Linked DNA regions of Homo sapiens: region 1 is linked to region 2. Evidence: chromatin contacts called from ENCODE Hi-C data. All regions are on one chromosome and are shown on one strand. Each heading gives the region's core, a stretch centred on a gene start or an enhancer-like site at or near the end of the contact. The rest is flanking DNA. Distances are from core to core; before and after follow the strand shown. Region 1 overlaps PARD3B (par-3 family cell polarity regulator beta). Region 2 overlaps PARD3B (par-3 family cell polarity regulator beta).

What was found. A loop is a pair of places that touch in the nucleus more often than their neighbours do. Pooled maps may share reads with other maps.
Region 1: a loop to region 2 is called in a map of endothelial cell of umbilical vein, with 4 times the contacts of the local background. The contact joins two enhancer-like sites. A Hi-C loop is called at or near these places in 2 of 168 maps with a recorded cell type or tissue (PC-3 and endothelial cell of umbilical vein) and 1 of 50 pooled maps.

What each region holds. Positions count from the first base shown.
Region 1 is chr2:204,839,016-204,844,507 of GRCh38, reverse strand. The region is part of intron 2 of PARD3B (par-3 family cell polarity regulator beta); the gene reads right to left. Among named protein-coding and RNA genes, the nearest start is that of PARD3B, 300 kb to the right of the region's middle. Within about 2 kb of position 1,712, at least 9 of the 41 ENCODE cell types and tissues checked have a DNase peak (open chromatin) inside an H3K27ac peak, as active enhancers do; they include endothelial cell of umbilical vein, where a contact is called at or near this core.
Region 2 is chr2:204,792,551-204,798,118 of GRCh38, reverse strand. All of the region lies in intron 2 of PARD3B (par-3 family cell polarity regulator beta), which reads right to left. Among named protein-coding and RNA genes, the nearest start is that of PARD3B, 250 kb to the right of the region's middle. Within about 2 kb of position 2,783, at least 2 of the 41 ENCODE cell types and tissues checked have a DNase peak (open chromatin) inside an H3K27ac peak, as active enhancers do; they include endothelial cell of umbilical vein, where a contact is called at or near this core.

The sequences.
Region 1 (5,492 bases), core at 463-2,962, 47 kb before region 2:
GCATTTCTTTATATTTCATAGAGTTTCCATAAATATAAACATTCCTTTATAGCTCATTGAAATTACAAATTAAAATATTATAACTTAAAAATAAAATTTTGCATTTTTACATCTCCTAAACTAACATTGCTAATCAACTTTAAATGGCTATAAGCAATGACTCAGAATGAGTCTATTTCATAGTTTTTTTTCCTGCTACAATTTAATCGTAGTGGTACTAAAATTATTTACTCTCAGACATCAATGAATGATAATTTAGGAATGGCTAAGTAACTTTTGTACAGAAATAATAATTACATAATTCCTTGGCACAAATTTGGATTAAAAACAAACATAAGTGCACACATTTAAAAGGTAACCACTTCCTTTGGGAAAGGCTTATTTGTGATTAGGTAAGACAATGTCTATCCTTTTTGCATAGTTTACAAACGAGTAGTTTCTCACAAACTAAGTAGTTTCTCTCTCCTGTTAATTTGCTAAATCCATCTGATGGAATTTCGGCTTTCATCAGCTTTGTGCATTGCCATTACTCATAAGCAAAGTCAATATTAAATAAATTAGTGTTACCTGATAGTAGGGGATGTCAGGTCGCAAAAAAATTTTGGAAATTGAACTTTTCCTTTGTAAAACTCCAAAGAATTTTGAGATCCTCTGAATAACATGTATGAATGAAAAAGAAGAGGAAATAAAGACACGTTGAGAACAAGTACAAAAGTATGTTTTGATAGAAAGAGTTGAACCTTTAGATCTAAACAGACAAAGGCAGAAATTCAGATGCACCTGCTTCTCTGGCTTTAAACTCTGGGCAGGTTGATTATGGAAACTGAGTTCTGGACTGGGCGCGGTGGCTCACATCTGTAATCCCAGCACTTTGCGAAGCTGAGGAGGTCAGCAGTTTGAGACCGGCCTGGCTAACATGGCGAAACCTCGTCCCTAATGAAAATACAAAAATTAGCCAGGTGTGATGGTGTGAACCTGTAGTCCCAGCTACTCAAGAGGCTGAGGCAGGAGAGTCACTTGAACCCCACAGGTGGAGGTTGCAGTCAACCAAGATCACGCCACTGTACCTCAGCCAGGGCAATGGAGAAAAAAAAGAAAAAGGAGAGGAGAGGAGAGAAGAGGAAGGAAACAAACTAACTGAGTTCTGTGAGTTCTGTACAGATGATTATGCAGCATAGATATACCATGACTCATGTTACAGAATTGGATGGAAGATTGAATGTCAAGACTGGGACAGTATCTAGTGATTAATAAATGGTAGTGTCCTCCTCCATCCAACTATGAAGCTGACTGCCAAACCTTTGGGGAAGGCTTGTCTAATTTTTTTTTTCTCTCCAAGCTTTCACTAGTGTAACAATTCTCAAAGTATGGGCCGAGGTTTAGCGGCATCACCTTCACCTAGGAACCTGTCAGAAATACAGATCCTCGGGGCTCAGCTCAGACCTACTGAATCAGGAACTCTGCCAGGAGGGCCCAGACACGCATGTTTGAATAAGCCCTCCAGGAGATTCTGATTAACCCTGGAGTTTGAGAACTGCAGATCTTGCGAATCTGAAGCTGATGAAAGTTTTGCCAAGTCTAGCAAAATGACCTACTTTCTCCTATTCTGGTACATTTCCTAATGACTCAGCTTCCCTTCGAGAAATTTAACAGCTTTGAGGAGCTAAGGTAGCAGTCCTCAGTGACTCAGCTCTAGAGAAAGCAGAAAAGCAGCCCACAGCGCAGGCCTGCTGTACAGAGCGATTTTCTTCATCAGAAGTCAGGTTTCAACAAAAATGTAAAATGTTTAAACATTACAAAACACATTGTTTCAAAATCATCTTTTCCAGACATTTGCTCAGCAATTCTAACCAGCTGTTACAGAAACCACTCTCCTTCTCTAGGGAGTTTTCAAAGATAAATTTAAATGGGAAAAACCCCCTTAATGTTTTAGGCACATTTAAAAGAAATTTATTTATTAGAGAGAATCTCCCTCTCCATTCTTTTTCTGGCACAGATCCTCTTACCTTTTATAATAACTCTTCATACCAGATGTTGTCAATATATTGCTCCTCTTTTTTTAAGGTGCTTACTTAATCCTCCTCATTTGAAAAAAACAATATTATTCTTTAAAGGAAATGAAAGCAGCTGAAACCACCTCAATTCTGTAGCATACAAACTCTAGACAATCATTTTTCTTTTTCCCACTACCACTCAAGCACCCATGCTGGTGTCAACAAATCTAATATTTAGTACCCACCTGGGAGTTTTATATCACCTCATTTTAGATGCTGGAGAGATTAGAGAAAGGCTTGAAAGACTATTGCTTTGAAAAATAACCGCTATTAAGAGCACACACAAGCACATGTTCACACACAGGAATATACACAAACTCAATATCCTTCCATGAAATGAAATCTAACATAAGAAAATCCAAATAATTAGAAAAAATTAGAATTTTCAAATGATTTTTAGTCGGGGAATTTTTCAGAGATTTAATTTTCTATGAGGCAGTTGAACCTTCTGGAATATTACCAACCTGAAGTATGTTATTCATGTGAACTCATCTAAATTGAGTTTGCTATTCAATTTCACATATTCCTACAATGTTAAAAAGTTTTCTCTTATTATTTGTTATTTTAAAGTTGTGTTGACACCAAAAAAAAACCCCACCAAAAAACTTCTGCAAAAAAATTAGCTAATTATTACTGTGATACAATTTTGATCATTTGTATTTTATACAATGGCCTATTTAAAAGGGACAAAGATCCTAAGTTTAACTGAGGAAACTGCCATCTTCCCTGTAGAAGAGGAAAAGAGAATATTATTTTCACCAGAAATGGGGAAAAATAAACCACAGAAAATTTGCCCTCATCGCAAAACAAAAGAAAGCCAGTATTCCAGTGATCTTATGAAAATCTGTCCATGTTAAAGACCTGCATCTTCAGATATAAAATCAATTAAACAGCAGTATATTAAAGTGACCCAAAACAGGCACTGACAGTAACATCCCACTCTAGAATGCTACTTGTTGCACTTGTAACTCAACAAGACACAACAGGGGCATTTGTCTACTTTACAAATAAGTAAAATTAAAGAAAAGTAAGGCATACTGTTAGAGTAACAGGAATTTTTTGCCTTGTTCTTGTATATGTGCTCTGGGTTTTCTAACACCTGGTAGTTTTGCTTTAGCTTTGTCTCAATGTGGGCATGCACCTTTTGTCTGGCTCCTTCCCAAGGATACCCTTGAGGCTATAATTTTCCATTCCACTCTGTTTTGGAGCTTCCATGCACTAGTAACCTCTCCGGCAGCATCCAACCTATCACATAAGAAGGAGGGAGCCTTACCAAGTACAAACAGATAAGAAGAAGCAAGCAGAAAACTAAATATTTAACATAAGAAAACCGAGTTGCAGAACAAGCTTCTTTGTGTTGTCCTTGCCAATGTGCTCTTCATGAGCAAAGGTGACTGATCAAATATGACCACTATTTGGGAAAAAGAAAGAAAGAATCAAATTATGTACAGTAGTCTTCCCTTACCCACAGGGGATGTGTTTCCAGACCCCTAGTGGATGCCTGACCCTGGTAATAGCACCAAACCCTATATACACTATGTTTTTTCCTATACTTACATACAATAAAGCTTATCAGTTAGGCAGAATAAGAGACTAACAATGCTAATAATGAAAAAGAATAATTACAGCAATATACTGCAGTAAAAGGTATGTGAAAGTGTTCTTTCTTTCAAAATATCTCATTGTAATGATCTCAACCTACTTTGCGACCGTGGTTGACCATAGGTAACTGAACTGCAGAAGATGAAACCCTGGATGACACTACCGTACTTATCATTGTGGTTAGATAAGACAACCACACGTATTTGCCTCATACAATATACAATTTTGTTATCTTACTGTAGTCAACATCGTGCAAGTTGTTCCAGTTCTATGGAGAGTTGAAAGCTATTGTCTAAGGACCATAGTTAAAAAAAAAAAGGACAAATTCATCTATTTTATTCACTTCTTTTTTAAAATCTATTTTCATGTATTCGTATTAAAGTGGGTAATTTGGGAGGGTAAAACAAAGATTCTGGGTCCCTTTTTACTAGGACTAAAGGAAAGCATGATATTGGAAGTGTAGAGATATTCCCCACTTTCTATTAATTTTATGAAGTAAAACACAGCTTTGGAGTAGAATTTTTCATTAGGTAAAAGTTTTCCTAAAATATTGCTAAGGGTCATTCAATTATTTCTCTACAGCTACCCCAAATAACTTGAATTTGGAAATGCTTCTGATTTTTAAAACTTGCTTCACCCTTAATCTCTGACCCTTCAATTTATATTCAGCTATATTTTTATATGATTTAAAGTATTTCTACTGAGTAACTTCACATGAACTGCTACATTAACTACCTTAATAATATTAAATTGTATAAATTGTATAAGTTTTGACGTAGTGATGGAAAAAGGATGTAAATCCCTTACCTTCCCTCCCTGAATATGTGCTTTTGGGGCTGAGGAAAGAGAAATATACGTAGAGGGAGGGAATACCACTTTTAAGAAAGATATATTAATTATACTTTTAAGTGGCACTAAAATATTTATTGTTAAATGGGACAAGTCTCTTACACATTAAAAGCCGCAGAAACCTAGCCTTACAGACAATGAGAGCTGTCTATTCAAGTTTTTAAACTTCTATGACAAATCTTTTTTCAAAGTATTATCTTGAACAAAAACAGTTGTTCTTCAAAAACCAAATTCTTCATGAAGAATTTGGTTGCCAGTTCATAAGATGATGTTTTTTCTTGCTGATTATACTCAGTTTGTTTGTTTTCCTCCCTGCATTTGTTGTCAAATGCACACACAAAATGAGGCACAAGAGAAAAGGAGGGACATACAGGGAACAGTGGGATGTGGAGAAGAGAAAGATTATACAAATCATCTCTCTCTAAAAGAGTAAATAGAAAGTTAAGAATTTCGAGTGCATGGCCACATCAGATTGAGGCAGGGAGTACATTGAAGAAGTCGCCACAAAGCTGTGGCCAGGCTTAAGGTAAACATTTCTAAAATCAAAATGGAAAATACAGTTAATCAATGGGAAAAGTCTGTTTGGTTTACATATATAATACTTAAGTGTTTTCCTGAAACTACCTTACTAGAAGTAAGAGAATACTTTTACTCAACAAAATGTCTACAAAATGACTTAGAAAATGTAAAATTGATACGATGATATGTGCCTTGCTAACACAACTGACCTTGACCAGAGAAATTTATGCTGCTGTAAAAGCACAGATTTTGTGCCTCCTGATGCCATGAGCTGAATATAAGGAAGCACCGTTTCTCTGATACTCCAAAACACTAACTGTAGCTAATAGAAACCCAGAACAGGGCTGACCTTGTAACATTATGGCAAACAACTCCCTTCTTAAAATCAAATCCTAAATGGAGCCCAGCAGAGATAAATTAACTACAGATTTGGCAAATCAACATCTAGCTTACTTTGGTGTAGCATAT
Region 2 (5,568 bases), core at 1,534-4,033:
ATTAAAACCAAATAGTGGGATTGCTCGCCTGATTTTTGATTCTTATGAAGGTACTTTCTTGAGTGGATAGTTGTTCTATCTGTTGTTCCTACAGGGAGGACAATTGCTGAAGGATTCTATTCCACAATCTTGCTCCCAATATAGTCAGTATCAGTATCCTTTCATGTGACTATATATCCCAAGATAATTATATAAATTTAAAAATGGCATCCTTAGCATTTTAACTCACCTAAAGTAATGTGATTTCAAATTGCGTTTTAAGTCAACTAAAGTAATGGGGTTTCAAATTATAGAGAGAATTTCTCCTATCTCATTGGTTCAATGACATTCTTCCAAAAAAAGTCTTCTGTTGTAGAAGCACTAATTTGGCAATAAACGTCATTTAAAAAATTTTAATTTAAATTCAGAAATGTATGATGTTCAATATGTTTATATAAAATATATGTATTTTACAAATGAAGGAAGCTTTGAAGAACAGTAAAATAGTGGTATCTGTTTATAATAATTTTTAATATCATTGCCCAAACAATTTTTAATGCAATTTTCTAGTAAGTCAGTGTTATGTACAGGTCTAGTTTCCTGGTGCAATATGCACTTTAATAATTTTCCTTTATGAGAACAGCATAATACAATAACAATACAACCAAAGAAAATAAGACATGTTTAGCTCCTCATGATACAAAATGTTTTTGAACTGATTACATTTTCTTTGAGGTAATAAACTTGTTCATCAGTAAAGTGTGAGCATGTACTTTTGTAATCCATTTAAACATAAAATACAATAAAATGTTATACCTCGAGTCCCATAACCAAATTTTAATTGAAAAAGTTATTTCATATGTTATAATTCTAAGTTGTTAATTATTAATGATATACTAATCCATTTATTTTTCTATGAAAGCTTACAATTCTATAGCATAAACTTTTTTTTTTTTTTTTTTTTTGAGACAGAGTCTCGCTCTGTCTCTCAGGCTGGAGTGCAGTGGCATGATCTCTGCTCACTATAACCTCCACCTCCTCGGTTCAAGCGATTCTCCTGCCTCAGCCTCCCGAGTAGCTGGGACTACAGGCACCCACCACCATGCCCAGCTAATTTTTGTATTTTTAGTAGAGGCGAGGTTTCACCATATTGGCCAGGCTGGTCTCGAACTCCAGACCTGAAATGATCCACCCACTTCCACCTCCCAAAGTGCTAAGATTACAGGCATGAATAAACTTCTTAATCTAATGAATAGTTTAATGTACAGTCAAAGAAAAATGCAAATAGGTCTAAATTTAGCATAGCCAGAGGCATATGGTTACTCAAAACATAGTACCTGGATTCGAATACACAAGAGCAGAAACTGAAAACCAACGACGTAAGTATGCTGACCACAAAAAGTCATCCAGAAACTGGACAGTAGAAAAGCTAATGAACCTCTAGGCTTCACAAGAACTTGTGTGACATGTAATGCAATGAATCTTAATTTTGTTAGGGTGCTCCTTCTCTGGTGATGCTCATTCTGCATGTCTGAATTTTGGCAATGAGAATGAAGAATCACAACAGCTCACTTTGTGCTGGGCACCCTAGTTTCACATTCATGGTCTACGTTGAGATGTTCAGAAGGACAAAGTGGCCACTGAGCTTGTTAGGCTTTGAAACAACTTCTTTGCCTCTTGGCCCAGGGGATGAAGAAATTTCTTTCTCTGGTCCATGTATTGGAGGACTGCGAGCTTTCTGACTGTGGCATTTTCCAAGTGAGATCAATGTTCTTTTCCCAAGAAGGACTATCACTCTTTTGCCAGATAATATATCTTCCCATCTATGATATTTTCCCTGCTTATGCAGTGTCATATTGCTCCCTGTGAAATACCAGGCTAACTGTACTTCTGAACATAACCATTTGATCATATTGCAAGACCACCCTGGTAGAGGAAAGGAGAGGGAACAGTAACTACACACAGCAATTGGGATTATAAGACAACCAACAATACTCACCAGCACGGCATATATTATATCACAAATATTGTTACTTTTTTCATTAACATCTTTTTGGACTAAAGTTGTTGATAATTTATGCCCTACCTTCTGTTCTATTTGAAGTTGCTTATAAATAATGACATATATGCAAAAGAGAAAAAACATGTAGAGTGATTAGGAAACAAATCTCAATCACACTTGTTAAAACCTGTTAAATTTTATTTTCGATTCCTGACCAACAAGACAAAAATGACAGGATTCATATGTTATACACAATCTTTCTTTTAAAATAAGGGAATTTTAAGGGAAAGAAATTACTTCCTGTTAGTAAACTAAAAATGATTTTCACATTGATTATAATAGAAGAAAATATCAAATGTAAAGTAGGAAATGTTTTCTTTCTTTATTCAACTGGTGCCTATAATTGTCTCAATACGAGCTTAAATATTAAAATGGAGTTCAGAAATGTGTTGCTTGGCAGGCTCAGTTAATAAGTTCTCCAATGATCTAACCTGATGAAAGTTTGGAAATTTCTTTAGAATGTCCATCTTTGGAGAAAGTTCCAGCTGATACCAAGTACTCTGTAACAGAAATAAATTCATAAACTATGGTGACAAGTGGCCAGACTGATATCTTACTGTCAGCCTTGACCCTTCTGTTGAACATTTCTCCTCAGTATAAAGGCAACTCCTGCTTCCTTTGATTGTTCCAAATAAGCCCCAAATCCTCAAACGTGACCAGTCATCTCAGAAGTCCACCCTTGGCAAACCATGGTAGTGTCTCTTGCTTTTGGAAGCAACTCCATATATAACAAAATGACTCACAGACCCTTCCTGTTTGCAGTGGTGAAGGAATGTCTCCAATCACTATCAAAATGACTCAATCACTATCAATCTGTTTGCCCAAAAATTGAGGGAGAAAGGGGACAGGGCTTAACAAAATCTTACTTTAATCCACCAGAAGTATTACTGGACTAATCAGAATGGAAGAGAACCTATTTTCCTAACCTAAGCTTAAGCTCTAGCTTAAACTTTTCAATTCCTAACCAGCAAGACAAAATATAAGCATTTAACCCGATCATTGTTTAATGTTTACATTTTGAATATTTCTATCTACTTTCTCTATCTATACTGAGTTCTAAGGTTCTGAGGGACAATGACACCAATCTTTAACTAACTTTATGCAGAAACAAGAATATTCTCAAACATAAACAGCTTATTAGAATTTATATTAATGATGATAAGAATAATAAATTATCTAGAGAGAGGAAACAGCAGCATTTTCAAAGGCAAGGGCCATAATCAAGGAAAGAAACCACATGTATAATAGAACTCAGTGTCGCAATATATTTTCAGCGGTGTGCTGAAGCTGGCTTGTACCAACTCAGGAGAGGAAACTTAAACTTTCATGTATTTTGTGAGCCAGTCATTAAACCATATTCATTATTAAACATTTTATATTACAATTAAATTGTTAAAAAACAAATGTAATAAAGACTCAGAACTCATCACTACCTGATTATTTGACTACATGTTACTGTTATCTGTGCTCAAGGTCATTTATATCTACAATTATACACTGGGAAGACCATATAATAGTGCCCTGGGGTGCACCACATTGGTAGGCTGGAATTGTCCACGTCAAAGTGTTTCCACCACGGTAATCAGCAAATACTACAAGCCAGTTCCACTCCACCTCATCCTGGCCCTGAAAGCCATTTGATAAACCACTACCAGCCCACTCATGCAGACACAGTCAAAACAATGGAGCACCATACGCTAGTGCATCATGACATCAAGGGTTCACGTTACTTTCATTAATGTATTATAAATATCAAACTTAAAAACAATCTTGTAATAATATAATTCATTTTTCCTTGAGGTAACAACGTATTTTCATTACATGAAATTTATAGAGATTTAAGTCTCTCTAAATCTCTATCAAAACTGACTTAAATTTTGTATAGGAATGTTCTGACCTTCAGAAAAGTAAAGCAATGTTGCTTTGAACATTACCAACATTTATGAAACCCCAAAGTACCCTCATTTCTTTTATCCAAGTCTACTAACTACCTGTAACTGTAGTAAAGCCTATTTCAATCTCCCCTCGCATCAAATAAATTCCTTTAGCTTTGAACACATCCATATTGAGATTACACAAATCCAAGGTAATCTCCAAGGCCCTATAATAAAGTGCCAGAAAAAAAGTTATGATTTGTAATACTACTTGCAAACATGCCTCTCTATGAGACTATTCAGTGATAGTAAAAACTGCAGTCTCAGAAATTTATTTTGACATGTGTAATGATAAAAAGGAAATAAGAGGGCATTTATACTGAAAAAGGTCAATGATGGCCGGGCGTGGTGGCTCACACCTGTAATCCCAGCACTTTGGGAGGCCGAAGTGGGTGGATCATGAAGTCAGGAGTTCAAGACCAGCCTGGCCAACACAGTGAAACCCCATCTCAACTAAAAATACAAAAAATTGGCCAGGCTTGGTGGTGGGCACCTGTAATCCCAGCTACTCCAGAGGCTGAGGCAGGAGAATCACTTGAACCTGGGAGGCAGAAGTTGCAGTGATCCGAGGTCACGCCATTGCACTCCAGCCTGGGTGACAGTGTGAGACGCTTTCTCACCAAAAAAATAAAAATAAAAAAGGTCAATGATAAGTGAGAATATTAAAAAGATAACAGATTCGACTGGGAATACCCTCACTTAAAGGGCTACCTTCCAGATTTACAATCCTACAAGCATATATATTTATATTACGACTGAAAAACAAAACAAAACAAAACATGTATAACTAATTAAATAATCTGTTAATTTTCAAGAAAGGCTGAGACTCTTTAAAAGTCAAATGAAGTAGCAGAGAATAGACAAGCCATTCCCATGATAAAGGGACTGGGAAATAGTCCTCTAAAATATAAATGAAATATTCTGGATGAAACGAAAACTTTGTTTTTGTCAAAGAGGAAAAAAAAGAGAAAAAGTGGAATACAGCAAGCCTCATATATTTTGCAAATACAAATCACTGTCAAAGTCAGTCTGTACTATTACTGGGGACTTCTTTTGATCACCTTGGATTAAACAAAAAATTGGTCTTCCTTCTCCCTTCCTTATTCCTGCTCATGACAATCAGGGAGGATTAAAAAGCAGCCTAAAGAAATCTAAAAGAATGTCAGTGATTCTGCTTGTTACCAGCTGTTGGTGAAGTGCTAAAAGATTCAGGTGATGAACGGGTCTATAAAAAAAAAAAAATAGGTAAAGCCTTATTATTATGTTCAGTAACCCAGATTAAGAGAGATGTAGGAGGTAATCAAGCAATTTGCGCAGAAGACATCTGAAAGAATCGAAATTAGCTGAAACACACCAGGTCATAAACTCTCTGCATTAGAAACCACTGACCTTTCTAATTGACTACTTAAGAAAGCCCAGGACTTCATCATAGGACTGAGTTTTTATTTTAGGTACAATATTTGAAGTACATGTATTTGGTGTGGGGGTGTTGGTGGTAGTGTTGAAATCTGAAGAATGGACAGTGGTGGAGATAGAATGCTGGGAAGTCCTAAATTCCAAATGTTTTCTTCTTCAGTTTCTCTAGCTATTAAA